Regions from separate parts of the Homo sapiens genome. Here region 1 is linked to region 2. The links are chromatin loops, found by intact Hi-C in ENCODE. Cell type or tissue: Caco-2. All regions are shown on one strand.

Evidence for each region. A loop is a pair of places that touch in the nucleus more often than their neighbours do. Peaks named below come from ENCODE experiments on the same cell type or tissue, not always from the same donor. Only the 100,000 strongest peaks of a DNase experiment are listed, where the experiment ranks them.
Region 1: a loop joins it to region 2, with 8 times the contacts of the local background. A loop is called at or near these places in 2 of 110 quality-filtered maps.

Annotation. Positions count from the first base shown.
Region 1 is chr12:75,985,821-75,993,820 of GRCh38, forward strand. No RefSeq gene overlaps it. Among named protein-coding and RNA genes, the nearest start is that of PHLDA1-AS1, 41 kb to the right of the region's middle. In Caco-2, no CTCF peak of the experiment used is centred here; no DNase peak of the experiment used is centred here.
Region 2 is chr12:75,711,132-75,719,131 of GRCh38, forward strand. The region is part of intron 1 of LOC105369844 (a long non-coding RNA gene); the gene reads right to left. Among named protein-coding and RNA genes, the nearest start is that of KRR1, 200 kb to the left of the region's middle. RefSeq lists an enhancer at 113-614. In Caco-2, no CTCF peak of the experiment used is centred here; a DNase peak (open chromatin) is centred at 3,480.

The sequences.
Region 1 (8,000 bases), 270 kb after region 2:
GTGTTTATTGTGTGTGTGGCTTTAAAAGACAAACAGCCTAGCTCACATATCCTGAATAAAATGAGCTCAAGTAATTATTGAACTTGTGTCAGTTTTATAATCATCAAAGTCTCTTCGGTGTTTATATTAGAGCGTGAGAAAAGTATACATTGTTATGTGTTTCAGAGTGAACCAATGTACTGCCCCTCTAATTTTCCATCAGAGGGAGGAAAAAAGTCGTCTAGAAACTTAACTCTTGTGCATACTGCAAGCCGGGTTCCTTGAGTGCTTCTGGGAAAAACTGGTGGACACAGGTGTTCCTTAGACTGTTAATGCAGAAGTGGTTCTCAGCCTCAGCAACTCACTGCAATCACCTGGGGGTGGTTAACAATTACTGATCCCTAGCCCTATCCCAGCGTTTCTAACATAATTGACTGGCATGCACCCTGGACCCTGGAAGTTTTCAAACCTCGTCACCTGAGTCTAAGAAACAGCTGAGGTTGAGATTACTGTTTTAAAATCTTCAAAAAAATGCACAGCGAAATAAATAAATCTTTTTTAGTTTCCTACAATAAGCCACGTTTCCAGGTCTTAAAACTCCTCTCCAGAATACAGCACAGCAGATGAGTTTGAAAGGAAAAGAAAAAAACTCTCAGATTTTATTGAAAAAATCGATGTGTACTGTTTGAGGTTGGGGGAAAATTCAGGCTTTAATATAAACAAAGGCAGTCTCAGTACAGCAGCCCTGGGAAACTCCCCAATTTAACTTAGCCTTTCAACGATTCTCATCTGCCATAACTGTGGCAGCAGGAATAATAACTGACAATGTACTCTTTATTCACACCAAACACGCCAGTGGACTTCAAAAGGAAATCAACATTTACAGTTTAATTACTGTTTATTCCCTGTATTCAAATCAGCTTTCTTTGGCTACCCCCTTCTAAATGCTCAGAAGGGGATTTAATCATCTGATCTAATTTTTCCAAAGAATAGAAAGTTATCATTACGACAGCACGCTGAAAAAATAATTAAACAAATGCAAAAGAAAGTGTAAAAAATATAACTGCATTGGGTATTTCTGAAGACCTCTGTAAGATAAAGCAGTTCGTTTTTAAGGCAATAATTTAGGGGTTAAAAAGACTGATTCCTACTTTTAACGGAGTTTAGACTTCTGTCTGTGCTGGCAGAATGAAGTGCATTAGTGAAAAATGTTATTGTGCTTAAAGTCAATGTGGCACCACCTACATCAGTGCTGCCTAATAGAAAATTAGGCCAGCTGCTTATATAATTTAAATTTTCTACTAGACACATTAAATTATAAACAGAAACAGGTGAAATTAATTTTAGTTATTTAGTTTTAACCCAATATACCCAAAACATCATTTAAATATGAAATCAATATTAAAAATCATTTATAAGTTATTCTACATTCCTTTTTCTTTTTTGTACTAAGTTTTTGAAATCTGGTATGTACTTTATACTCATAGAGCATCTCAGTGCAGATTTAGTGTCATTTCAATTGCTTATTAGCCACAAATGGGTGGTAGCTACCATATTGGATAGTAGGGGTCTACACAGCAACAATAGTCTGAGAAGTAAAGAAAATGTTTTCCCTTCTGGTTCTTTACTTTTTGGCAAAGCACTTTTAGCTGGGCTACACAGAAAGCTGGGCTTCCTACACTTTGACATTTTCTGTGGCTTTGCTGGAAATGGAAACTATAGTTTGGCCCTTTTCTGCACTACCAAAATTCATGTAGCTTTACATATATATATATATATATATATATTTTAAGTTCTGGGATACATGTGCAGAACATGCAGGTTTATTGCCTAGGTATACACGTGCCATGGTGTTTTGCTGCACCCATCAACTCATCATCTACATTAGGTATTTCTCCTAAAGCTATCCCTCCCCTAGCCTCCCACCCCATGACAGGCCCCAGTGTGTGATGTTCCCCTCCCTGTGTATCATTGTTCAACTCCCACTTATGAGTAAGAACATGCTGTGTTTGGTTTTCTGTTCCTGTATTAGTTTGCTATGAATGATGGTTTCCAGCTTCAGCCATGTCCCGGCAAAGGACATGAACTCATCCTTTTTTATGGCTGCATACTATTCCATGGTGTATATGTGTCACATTTTCTTTATCCAGTCTATCATTGATGGGCATTTGGGTTGGTTGCAAGTCTTTGCTATTGTGAACAGTGCTGCAATAAACATATGTATGCATGTGTCTTTATAGCAGAATGATTTATAATCCTTTGGGTATATACCCAGTAATGGGATTGCTGGGCCAAATGGTATTTCTGGTTCTAGATCCTTGAGGAATCGCCATGCTGTCTCTTCCACAATGGTTGAACTAATTTACACTCCCACAAACAGTGTTAAAGTGTTCCTGTTTCTCCACATCCTCACCAGCATCTGTTGTTTCCTGACTTTTTAATGATCGCCATTCTAACTGGCGTGAGATGGTATCTCATTGTGGTTTTGATTTGCATTTCTCTAATGACCAGTGATGATGAGCTTTTTTCATGTGTTTGTTGCCCACATAAATTTCTTCTTTTGAGAAGTGTCTGTTCATGTCCTTCGCCCACTTTTTGATGGGGTTGTTTTTTTCTTGTAAATTTGTTTAAGTTCCTTGTAGATTCTAGATATTAGCCCTTTGTCAGATGGATACATTGCAAAAATTTTCTCCCATTCTGTAGGTTGCCTGTTCATTCTGATGATAGTTTCCTTTGCTGTGCAGAAGCTCTTTAGTTTAATTAGATCCCACTTGGCAATGTTAGCTTTTGTTGCCATTGCTTTTGGTGTTTTAGTCATGAAGTCTTTGGCCATGCCTATGTCCTGAATGGTATTGCCTAGGTTTTCCTCTAGGGTTTTTATGGTTTTAGGTTTTACGTTTAAGTCTTTAATCCATCTTGAGTTAATTTTTGTATAAAGTGTAAGGAAGGGCTCCAGTTTCTGTTTTCCGCATATGGCTAACCAGTTTTCCCAGCACCATTTATTAAATAGGGAATCCTTTTCCCATTTCTTGTTTTTGTCAGGTTTGTCGAAGATCAGATGGTTGTAGATGTGTGGTGTTATCTCTGAGGCCAAGCAAACTTAATAGACATCTACAGAACTCTCCACCCCAAATCAACAGAATATACATTCTTCTCAGCATCACATCGCACTTATTCTAAAATTGACCACATAATTGGAAGTAAAACATTCCTCAGCAAATGCAAAAGAAAGGAAATCATAACAAACAGTCTCTCAGACCACAGCACAATCAAATTAGAACTCAGGATTAAAAATTCACTCAAAACCCCACAACTACATGGAAACTGAACAACCTGTTCCTGAATGACTACTGGGTAAATAATGAAATTAAGGCAGAAATAAATAAGCTCTTTGAAACCAGTGAGAACAAAAACACAATGTACCAGAATCTCTGGGACACAGCTAAAGCAGTGTTTAGAGGGAAACTTTTAACACTAAATGGCTATAGGAGAAAGTGGGAAAGATCTAAAATCGACACCCTAACATCACAATTAAAAGAACTAGAGAAGCAAGAGTAAATCAAAAGCTAGCAGAAGACAAAAAATAACTAAGATCAGAGCAGAACTGAAGGAGAGAGAGACACGAAAACCCTTCAAAAAATCAATAAATCTCCAGGCGCGGTGGCTCACGCCTGTAATCCCAGCACTTTGGGAGGCTGAGGCAGGCAGATCACCTAAGGTTGGGAGTTCAAGATCAGCCTGACCAACATGAAGAAACCCCGTTTCTACTAAAAACACAAAATTAGCTGGGCATAGTGGCACATACCTGTAATCCCAGCTACTCGGGAGTCTGAGGCAGGAGAATCGCTTGAACCCAGGAGGCAGAGGATGCAGTGAGCCAAGATCGCGCCATTGCACTCTAGCCTGGGCAATAAGAGCAAAACTCTATCTCAAAAAACAAACAAACAAACAAGCAAACAAACCAACAAACAAAAAACAATGAATCCAGGAGCTGGTTTTTTGAAAAGATTAACAAAATAGACCGCTAGCCAGACTAATAAAGAAGAAAAGAAAGAAGAATCAAATAGACACAATAAAAAATGATAAAGGGGATATCACCACAGATCCCACAGAAATACAAACTACCACCAGAGAATACTATAAACACCTCTACACAAATAAACTAGAAAATCTAGAAGAAATGGATAAATTCCTGGACACATACACCCTCCCAAGACTAAATCACGTAGCTTTTCATCAGCCATAAAGAAAGAATCTGATTGAGCCTGGTTTCAGGAATCCCTGAAAATTAACGATAATTTTATCCAACATATAACCTATCCATGTAGAACCAGTGTCTTTGACATCTTCTTTCCCTTTGTTAATAATATTTGTTGATCACACTTGAATGGATCACTCTATCTTTAATAACTGCAGTATATGAAAAATGTTTGCTCCTACTTCACAGGCATTTGAAAGAAGCTTAAGACCTTTTCATGATCCCAGGCGGCACATTCACAATATTATACAAGATCCTGACAATAGACTCAAGCCTCTTAAGCAATGCAAGGGACTACCATTGTAGACAATGTTTTTATAACACCAGAGACACTTGAGCCTATTCTTAACTTTCAATGACCTTTCCAACAGGACTTGTTCAAATTTAACCTAAGTCAACTTTCCATAGTATCTAGAAGAGATCCATGCAATCTTTATCTAGGCCTCTCTCCACACACTCTTTGAAGTTACATTATTTCTTAATCACTCTTCAGCCATTGGTAAATACACTGCCTTCTCCAAATCAAACAAAAAGTCTCCATGTTCTCCAGCTAGTGGATGATGTCAGAAGAAAAATTGAAGGAAACGTTTATATTTATGCCACAAGTCAATACATTGTGACCTTCACTTTAGCTTTCAAGAAAAGCAAATCAGATAACTAGAAATGGCGTAGTTTGTCACAAGAATGTATTTCAAGAACTCAGTTATCAGTTTTGTCATTTTCTAATATCACAGGAGTGTAGTCATTGTGTGCTCTGCAAATATAATTTGCCTTCTTTGCAGTTGCTTCATTTTTCCATGCACAGAGCTTTGCATTTGAAAGTATCTTTGCACGATGTAGCAGAACCCTGTTAAAAAAGATTAGAAATTCTAAAGGCTAAAGGACACATCTTTTCCTCTTCTCTGAAAAATGCAGACTCAACATTAGAGAAGGGCCAGATGCGGTGGCTCACTTCTGTAATCCCAGCACTTTGGGAGGTTGAGGCGGGTGGATCACCTGAGGTCAAGAGTTCGAGACCAGCCTGGTCAACATGGCAAAACCCCCATCTCTACTAAAAATACAAAAATTAGCCAGGTGTGGTGGCACACACCTGTAATCCCAGCTACTTGGGAGTCTGAGGCAGGAGAATTGCTTGAACCTTGGGGACAGAGGTTGCAGTAAGCCAAGATTATGTCACTTCACTTCAGCCTGGGTGACAGAGCAAAACTCCTTCTCAAAAAAAAAAAAAAAAAAAAAAATTAGAAAGGATTTGTATTTTGACATATGCAGTGCACATAAAACCAGAATAAGAACCTACCATGGATTCCTAGTACATCGTGTACTAGGAACTCCCCCTGTAGTTTCACCTCACACAATCCACGATTTTATCTCACTACTTGCTGTCATGTAACCTCCCCTTTGAATGGGATGGCTTTTTCACTGTCCCTTACCCCACCTCCCTCCCTCAACTCCCTACCCTTCCCACCATATACTTATTCCTGCATGCATGCCTTTGCCCATTGTTTTCCACTCACCTAAAATACCCTCAACCCACAAGTAAATCCATAAATATATTAAATATAGGTGAAGATGCTGCACTTTCTACCTTATCTCTTCTAGATTTAGGCTTGCAAGGCTAAATTCCCCAGGCTTCTTTATCCTGAATGATAGCAACCACTGCTTTACTTGGCACTGTAATCAAATTAGCTAGGATTCGCAAATGAATGCTTGATTGAATTGGAAGAAACACTTTTTCGTCTCAGTCATGCTTTATATTGAGCGCTTTATTCAAGGGAAAAAAATTAATTGCATAAGCATAGGTATCTTTTATGTGAAATGTCTGGGGATTTTTATTGTGGTAAAATATATGTAATATCAAACTTACCATTTTAACCATGTCTAAGTGTCCCGTTCAGTGGCATTAAACACAATCAGCTTGTTGTGCAACCATCACCACCATCCATCTCTAGAACTTTGTCATCTTCCCAGACTGAAATTCTATACATTGAAAAGCAACTCCCCACTCTCCCCTGCCACCACGATTCGATTTCTGTCTCTAGGAATTTGACTACTGTAGGAACCTCACATAAGTGGAATCATACAATATTTGTCCTTTTGTGTCTGGCTTATTTCACTTGGCATAATGTCTTCAAGGTTCATCCCTGTTGTAGCATATGTCAGAACTTCATTTCTTCTTAAGGCTACATAATATTCTATTGTATGTATATATCACATTGTCATCCATTCATCTGTTGATGGACATCTGGGTTGTTTCCACCTTTGAGCTATTGCAAATAATGCTGCTGTGAACATTGGCGTACAAATATCGATTCAAGTCCTTGCTTTCAATTCTTTTGTGTATATACCCAGAAATGGAATTGCTGGTTCATATGGTAATTTTTTTTTTTTTTTTGAGACAGTCTCACTCTGTCTCCCAGGCTGGAGCACAGTGGCATGATCTTGGCTCACTACAACCTCCGCCTCCCGGGTTCGAACGATTCTCCTGCCTCAGCCTCCTGACTCACTGGGATTACAGGCACACTCCACCACACCCAGCTAATTTTTTGTAGTTTTAGTAGAGAAGGGGTTTTTACCATGTTGGCCAGGCTGGTTTCGAACTCCTGACCTCAGGTGATCCACCCGCCTCAGCCTCCCAAAGTGCTGGCATTACAGGCATGACCCACCGCACCCAGCCTCATATGGTAATTCTATGTTTAATGTTTTGATGAACCATCATATGGTTTTTCACAGTGCTGCACTCTTACATTCCTTCCATCATGTGCATATAATTTTAAATTATAGCAAAAGATAAATATAAATGTAGATCCTCACTCATTGACACTTTGCTGTTTTTAATCACTGTTTAGGGCAGGTGCAGTGGCTCACACCTGTAACCTCAGCACTTTGGGAGGCTGAGGCGGGTGGATCACCTGAGATCAGGAGCTCGAGAGCAGCCTGGCCAATATGGTGAAACCCTGCCTCTACTAAAAATAGAAAAATTAGCTGGGCATGGTAGCAGGCACCTGTAATCCCAGCTACTCAGGAGGGTGAGGCAGGAGAATAACTTGAACCCAGGAGGCAGAGGTTGCACTGAGCCAAGACCATGTCACTACACTCCAGCCTGGGCAACAAGAGCAGAACTCTGTGTTAAAAAAAAAAAAAAAAAAAAAATTACTGTTTAGTTTCACTAGAATAGTACCAAGAGATGGTAAAAATACCACTCATCCTGAGCCTTTCCCAGAACTTTGGCATTAAAGGGGCTCAGAGCACGTTAGCATCAAACACTCTTCTTGCATGCAGTCTTCTTTGAAGCAACTTTATCTGAGACAAAATTATCAAAGAAAAGGCTCATTTGCCCTTTGAAGATTCCTCTGAACAACTTTTGCTTCCCATCTCCCTCACAGCAAAGTAGAATTCCCATAATTTATTAAAACAAACAAAAAAATTTTCAGAAGTTTCCATAGCAGCTTGCTATTAAATGTTCATGAATAGGCTTTTTTTAAATCTGAAAGGTATTCTATTTCCCTCCTCCCACTATCTCCCACTCCAATCAATCTTGCATCTGCTAACAATTAATTGAATTTAGTTTTAAATACTAACCACATTAACTGCTTCTTATTCAGCTTTGGCACAGAAGTAGGATGTTACCAAAATCCCAGCTGGTAATCAGAAATTAACTTCTTAAACCACATGCAGCAAGACACTAAAATCATATAAAGGGAGTTTTCAAATATCTGCCTTGAGCACTTCCCATTTGTATTTCTCTCTCCTTTCACTCATATCT
Region 2 (8,000 bases):
TCTGATGGGCCAATAGTTCAGTCTAGCAATGGTGTGAATGTCCCAAAGTACATGAGACGTGTCTGTAGACATTAAGCACTGAGTTCAGTGAATTAGTCCCCTACTTACTAAAGAAACACACCCTGATTTAGGGATTGGCAAATGTATACCTGCTAAATATTTCCTCACTCAGATACTCTCTGCTGCCTAGAGGTCAGTTTGACAAATTTATTTGTGTATCGTGTGCATTTGACTCCTTACTCAAGGCTCACTGTCTGGGCCCACAGATTAATTACAGAGAAGCAAGTGATGGAACCAGTCAGGACCATAGTCTGTTGTTTTAATGTGAAAAGGGCAACCCCTCCTCCTGGAATGTGGAAACTGAAGTTCGCCCCATCACTAATTGAATCAAGCCAACCACTAGAGCTGAATTACCTGCTTACTAGAAAGCCTGGCTCTTCTAACTATGTGGAGAGGGAAAAGGAACCTGCTGTAACATCTCTGACCCAGTCTTATTTCACTGGGGAATAAGAAAGGTATTATTTGCAAAACTAAATGTTTAGAAGCTCGCTTTGAAATCAGTTAGGGAGTCTGGGTGCTGATGCATGCTCTGTTCAGAAGGAAAAACTAAGCAGGATGGACTGGAGGCCAAGCACTTCCTACCTATTTTTCCAAATGCCCTACTTTCTCACTCTGATTGTCCACCAAACCCCCCCGTTTCTTTTGTCTAGTCAACAAAAATAGAACTCAATGCCAAGATTAATGCCAGAAAAATAAAACTGGGAACAAAGGGAAGATAAAAGTTGGATTGTAGAACTTACATATTTGCCTACATATTCCACCCCCTCAATACTACAGTTATTTGTGTGTTGTAATAATATACCAGCTTCTCAAAATAGTTACTGTTATAAGTAGATAAATGTCATAAATTAGCCAGGTAATATGCAATTGGTTTTATTTTTAACACCAATAGACTTTGGCCAAAATTAATTAATGGGTTATTAATATCTCAGAGATTTTTCTTTAAATACATCAAGACAGCTTGCTAGATAATGATCAAAGCGGATACATTTATTGTGTGGGCTATTCCTTTGTATAAAGGACTAATAGGAAAGGCCAGAGAATTTCAAGTCACAATTCAATTCTAACTTTTGCTTAATTTATCTTTAGAGTTTGTGGTTAACTTCCCTTACAGTTTCAGCCTTTCTCTATGAGGATTTAACTGGAACCCTGTAATTTCTTTGTACTGTCATTTGTATTTCCTGTCTCAATAGCCTCACCTTGAAACTGGGCAAGTTCCCAAAGACATCATAAGTCAAAGTCAAGTTGAACTACTTTTCAAAGGCTTTTTTGGTGCCCTTTTCTAACCAGGGAACTTTTATTTACCTTGACTCATGGTTCCAGGAGCTTAGAAAAACCTTTGCTGCTGATTCTGCTAATACTCAATAACTCCTTTTCAAATTGCCTAAATGTTAAGTAAATGCCATCTATAATTAACTGAAAATTATCAAATGCCATATTTGTAGCACTTGATGCCTTTTTGACTTTTTTTAAGTTGATTTACAATGGCAAACAAAAAAAAAAAGCAGTACTTTTTTCTTTTTTAAAAAAAATCTGTAATATGCCACAGTTATCTGGCATAATTATGATATGAGTTACTCCAGTGATAGTTTCCTGATTTAGCAAGTTGACCACCTGAAGCTTCAAGAACTATAACAGGAAGAAATATGCAGAAGATTCTGGAGTCCATCTTTTCTACTTATTTGTTGAGTAACCCTCACCCCTTTAAGCTTTAGTTTTGGCATCTATAAAATAGAATCCACTTTGTGAACTATGAAAAACACCTGGCTCATAATAAACATGGATTACAAAATCATGTTATTATTACAGAGTTGTGTTCTACCTCTCCCACCAGATACTGGCCAGCCTTTAGAGTAGAAAACGCCTCATGCCTGTTGCTATAAGGACTGGTGAAGGAGCTGCCAGGCAGAAGCACTGCCGGTCATCTTTGCCTTTTTCATTGCTTGTTCCACTCTTCCACCATCAGTGGCCTTCTGCTCGCCATCCAGCGGCCTCTACCCTACCATCCTCAAAGCTTCTATTTTCCACTGGTTCTTTTTCCCCTTTTCTTCTTTCTTTTGCTTCTTTTTCCTGTTTTCCTTGGCTTCTTTGCATATACACATCACCAATTAGCATATCCTTTACCACCTTTTCCTTTTAATCAGAGAACTGACATTGGTTTTCAGTTCTTAAAAGCTTTCTTTCACCCCAGAACTTAAAGCATAATAAATAATAATTAAAGCATAATAAAAATAATTAAAGCATAATAAAGTAATTTAAAAATAATTAATTAAACAATAATTAAAGCATAATAAAGCATACTAATAAAATAGATTTAAAATTTTTAAAAAAAGAAAAGAGAAGCTTTTTAGCTTTCTTTCTACCACAATCACTCTTATCTCTCTTTCTATTCAGAACACTTGAGGGTGAAAGTAGACTTGATCACTACTTGCCTGAGGTTTTGCTATGTCTAATGCCAAAAGTCATAATCAAAGTCAGCTACTCATTTCTATCTTTTCCGCTTATTCTTCAACTCCATCTATCACATAACTGCTAAAAACATCAACAACTCTTTTGTGTATTAATGATGATTGCTACGTTCACTGAATGTTGAGGAGGTGCCAGTATCAAGCTGAGCATTTTAATTGTAATATTTCGTTTACTTTTCACCACAATCCCAGGAGATAATAATAATGGTGTTGGTGGAGGGGATGGTGATGATAACTCCCATTTCATAGAAAAATAATCTAAGGCTCATAGAGGTTATCCAGCTATTAAGTGATTAGGGGACAATAACTAATAAATCTTGCTTAAGAGTCTTAGCCCTTAACTCCATACTCTATACTTTTTCTTATAAATTTGTTAGTAAGAAGTCCTCTGGGCTGATTAAACTTTGAATCAAAGAATTCTCAACTGAGATCTCCTGTTTAAGAAAAACTTACAGTAACCATCTGAGAAAATGTGTATAAAAGTAAATAAAATCTGCCTTTCCCTTCCTATTGAACTCTGTCATCCATCTCCAGTTTAGAGACAACCACAAAAATCCAAGTAGGAGTTTATTTTAAAGATCCCACCTGTGGGTCACAAACCCCTGCGGCACTCTTGATTTACTGCAAAGAGTTCCCAAATCCATATGTACACCAAGCAGAGTACAAGTCTGTTTTCCAAGTAACTAAATAGAGGCTGTTGAGAGGAATAGTAGTACAAATGAATTTTTTAAATTTACTGATTTTATAATCATTTCATCACTTGTAATCATTTTCATTTCCTCTATCAAGGGATGACTAAAGTAAGTCAATTATCATATGAATACATGATAACTTATCTTAAAAGTATTTACACTCAGAAAATAGGTATCTAGATGTGATTAGATATGAGGCTTCCTTTGTTATTTTGAAAGGCAGAGTTGCCCAAGCAGCCTGAATTTATGTTGAGATCTCTACATTCTAACTTCAACTCATGCTTTGTGTGAATGGTATAGGTTAGTGGTAAAGAATGCTGGTGCTGAATCATAGCTCTGATACTGATGAACTGTGTGACCTTTGGCAATTTACTTAACTCCTCTGTTGTTTAGATCCCTCTTCTGTATGGGGAAAGTAATAACATCTACCTTTTATACATATTTTAAAAGGTTTTAAACATGACGTCCTTAGAATAGTCCCTGGCACAGAATAAGCTTTCAGTCAATGTTGGGTTTTTGTCTGGTGCTCTTAGTATTAATAGAAGCAAATCCAATCATTTGAAGGAATCACGGTCTGAATGGCAGGGTTACTCCCACTTTGGTTATGAGAAGAATGGTAGATTTAATCTAGCCCTGCCCCCTCCTTCCTTGGTGCTCCTAATTCCTCTTACTTGATTTCACATTTTTTTTCTTTTTTCATAACATTCACACTGTAATGTACTACATAATTTATTTATTGCTTATTAAGTACTCTGTACCCACCCCCTACCCCAGGTAGAACATAAGCTGTACAAGGGCAGAAATATCTGTTTTGTCCACTACTATATTCCAGACACAAAGAGCAGTGCATAGCACAGAGTAATTGCTCAATAAGTATTGGCTAAGAATGAATATAAGGATAATTTGTCAAATATCTTTCTCAAAATTTCCTACATATTTCATTTTTCTCCAGCCTTTTCACTGCCCTTTCAAGTCTGTTCTTCAATGAACAAGAAAAATAATATCAGGACTAATATTTTGGGGGCACTTCCTGAATTCCATGTAATGTACCCAGCATGAAAAACACGTCATCTCACTTAATCCTATGAAAACAGTTGAGCTTTAAACAACGCGGGTTTGAACTTGCAGGTCCACTTATAAATAGATCTTTTTCTGCCTCTACCACCCTTGAGACAGCAAGACCAACCCCTCCTTCTCCTCCTCTTTAGCCCACTCAACCTGAAAACAATGACGATAAAGACCTTTATGATGATCCACTTCCACTTAATAAATACTAAATTTTTTTTCTTTCTTATGATTTTCTTAATAACTTTTTTCTCTAGCTTACTTTATTGTAAGAATACAGTATATAATACATATAACGTACAAATAACGTGTTAATCTATGGTTCTCTGGGACAAACTGCTCATGTTATTAGCAAAGCTTCCGGTCAACAATAGGCTATTGATAGTTAAGCTTTTGGGGAGTCAAAGTGATACGTGGATTTCCAACTGCACAAGGGTCTGCGCCTTTAACCCCCTAGTTCAAGGGTCAAATATGAGTACAATTGTTCTCTTCATCTTACAGAGGCTAAGAGAGGTTAAGGCACTTGTCCAAGGTCACACAGATAGTTTAAGTAGGAAAGCAGGTTAGAGCCCCCAGTTAGTCGTACTGTGGCATCTGAGCTCTCCAAGTATGACTCTGGGCCTGGCACAGTGGCCCTTCCATGGAAGATGGAACCTGAGTCCTAAGGTTAGGACCCAGTCCCAGAGGAGATGCTTTATCTGCACACACTGAGAACAGAATCCCCAGAGTCAGTGAAGTGAAACTGAGGCTGTCTATGTTTGCCAGCATGCTAACATGAATTTTACGGTAACAATGTTTCTATCTTCCAGTTCATTGCATTTACTCTGCCATCATGAATAACCTATCCCAGTGCATGCTAATCTAACAGCCTAACCACAGAGTAATGATAAAATGAAATCCTGCCACATATGAGGCCCTGAATTTTTAGCAGCATTTACCACTCGATATTAATTAACCTAAATGATCCATGAAGATTTGGCTTTGCAAGAAGTTTGACTATCTGTGGCTGCAAGGTTCTGTAAGATTATGTGTCTGAACGATTGGGATAATTAATTCCACTAGTCATGAAGGAGAAGCTCATGGGATTTGGAAATGAGATGTGGGATTTAAGCATGTCCCAGTTTCTGTGGCAACTGTGGCTTCAGTGACAACCAGTCAGGGCACGGAGTTACTGAACTGCCATCACCCTTGTCTAGCCTTGGGCACTTCCAGATCACTCTAAGCAGAATCATTATTATATCTGAGAATATACTCATTTTACAGGCCTGTGTAGGATTCAACAACACAAGGTGGCATGTATTAGAGTGGTATCCTAGAGCTCCCAGGCAAGGAGATTACTTAAACAAATATTCCAGAGAGGAAGTGATGGAATTGAAGTTGTGTGGCAAATATTGAGATGCTTAATGAGCACAACTGTCCCATAGAGACTCAGACACAGCTAGGCTGCGTCTCTCTAATCATTTATGGCATGATAGTGGTGCAATTACAGAGAGGGAATCCCATCCCCACCGTTGCTACTCAGCAGGCAGGGGAGCCTTGATGAGACTGAACTGAATGAGAGTTCTCCCTATCATTATCTTTCCATTCCCTCCTTTAATCCAACTGATCTTAAATACTCATTCAATGGAAATGTGGCCTTGTAAGGATGAATGCTCCTGTTCCTCCTTAACTATTTCTATTAGTAAATCAGATTTAAGTCAGAGGCTTAATATATTTTTTACATATTTCACACACAAACATACATTAAAAAAATAAGCATTTTTGTACTTTAAAAAATATTTTACATTCCCCTCAATTATTGAATAAAAATGGATTGGCATTTCCATAAATAAAAGCTGGAATTAAAAGAATAAACTGGAGCTGCTGAGCAAAAGTTTATCAAAAAGTGTTTTTAGGCAAATAAGCAATAATAAGCAATCGCTTAAATGATCTACATCAGAAGAATAACAATTTCTCTGGGCAGCAGGATGGTAATATATATATTTTTTTTAATGCAGCAGTCTGATATACTTTTTTTTTTTTTTTTTTTTTGAGGTGGAGTCTCGCTCTGTTGCCCAGGCTGGAGTGCAATGGTGCGATCTCGGCTCACTGCAAGCTCCGCCTCCCGAGTTCATGCCATTCTCCTGCCTCAGCCTCCCGAGTAGCTGGGACTACAGGCACCCACCACCACAGCTGGCTACTTTTCTTGTATTTTTAGTAGAGACGGGGTTTCACCGTGTTAGCCAGGATGGTCTCGCTTTCCTGACCTCGTGATCTGCCCACCACGGCCTCCCAAAGTGCTGGGATTACAGGCGTGAGCCACCGCGCCTGGCCAGCAGTCTGATATATTTTAGTACTTATTTGAACTAAAGAAGCAGGGAGCTGCTTTCCAGTCATCTTGGAGGAGGCAGATTATTTTTCTTTCTATGCACTTAAGGATGCAGGTACCTTAGCTGAGGTGGAATGGTAAACAATGGATAGATAGGTAGATGGATGACTGGATGGATGGATGGATAAATGAATTCATTCACTATTTATTGAGCACTTTTGTTTTGGATACTAGGGACACAAAGTCATCAAAGATAAAAATCTCTGTACTCATGGAGCATGTATCCTAGTGAAATACTAGAGAGATGCTTGAATAAATCCAAAATGGGTATGAGAGCTCTTAAGTCCCTGTTAAGTTGTTTCACAAACCATAGAGTGCATTTGCCTTAACCTGAACAGACTCTTAAGCATTAGTATCTGCATGCTGTGGGATTATTGCTGCCATTGAGATCAAACTGCCTTCTATACTGATGAATGACATATCCATGGATGGAGCCAAAAATTAAAACTAAGGGAAAGTATTAAAATGAAAAGTACATTTTGTTCCTTCTCTGTGAGGGATAATACACATATCTAAAAAGTACCAGGTGTGCTCTGTGCACAATTGTGTCTGCAAAGCTAAGGAAGACTGGTATTGGTCAGGCCATTCATGAGAATATACTTGGATTTTGCTTACTGTAAATAAGCAAAAGGAAATGAAATTTTTCATGAATGTAGACTATGGCACCTATCACTCTCATTTCTGAAAGAAATTAGGCCTGCCTAGGAAAACAACCTTGAGGCAATTTTTTTTCCACTAATTTTTTTTTTTTTTTTTTTTTTTTTTTTTTAGATGGAGTCTTACTCTGTCGCCCAGGCTGGAGTGCAGTGGTATCATCTCAGCTCACTACAACCTCTGCCTCCCAGGTTCAAGCTATTCTCCTGCCTCAGCTTCCCGAGTAGCTGGGACTACAGGCACACACCACCACACCCAGCTAATTTTTGTATTTGTAGTAGAGACGGAGTTTCACCATATTGGCCAGGGTGGTCTCAATCTCCTGACCTCATGATTCGCCCACCTTGGCCTCCCAAAGTGCTGGGATTACAGGCATGAGCCACCGCACCCTGCCTTTTCCACTAAAATTTATGGTACAACCAATAAAACACTGGGACCAGAACTTCAAACACTAATATTCACATCATTGTATGTACATCTTCAATGGCAAAGGTAAAGAAATAGTAAATGTTTCTCTTGAACCTACATTCCTTCTTTGGGATTTTTAGGTAAAGTAAGGAAAATGGAGGGTGTAGCTCCTTTAGGACAGGAACTCTTGTGGGGCTGGAGGGCATGAAGCATGGGGGAGCTGCTTAGGAGATGGAGCTGGGTTTGTTGCTAATACCATGGTGAGATTATCTTGAGCCAGTTATT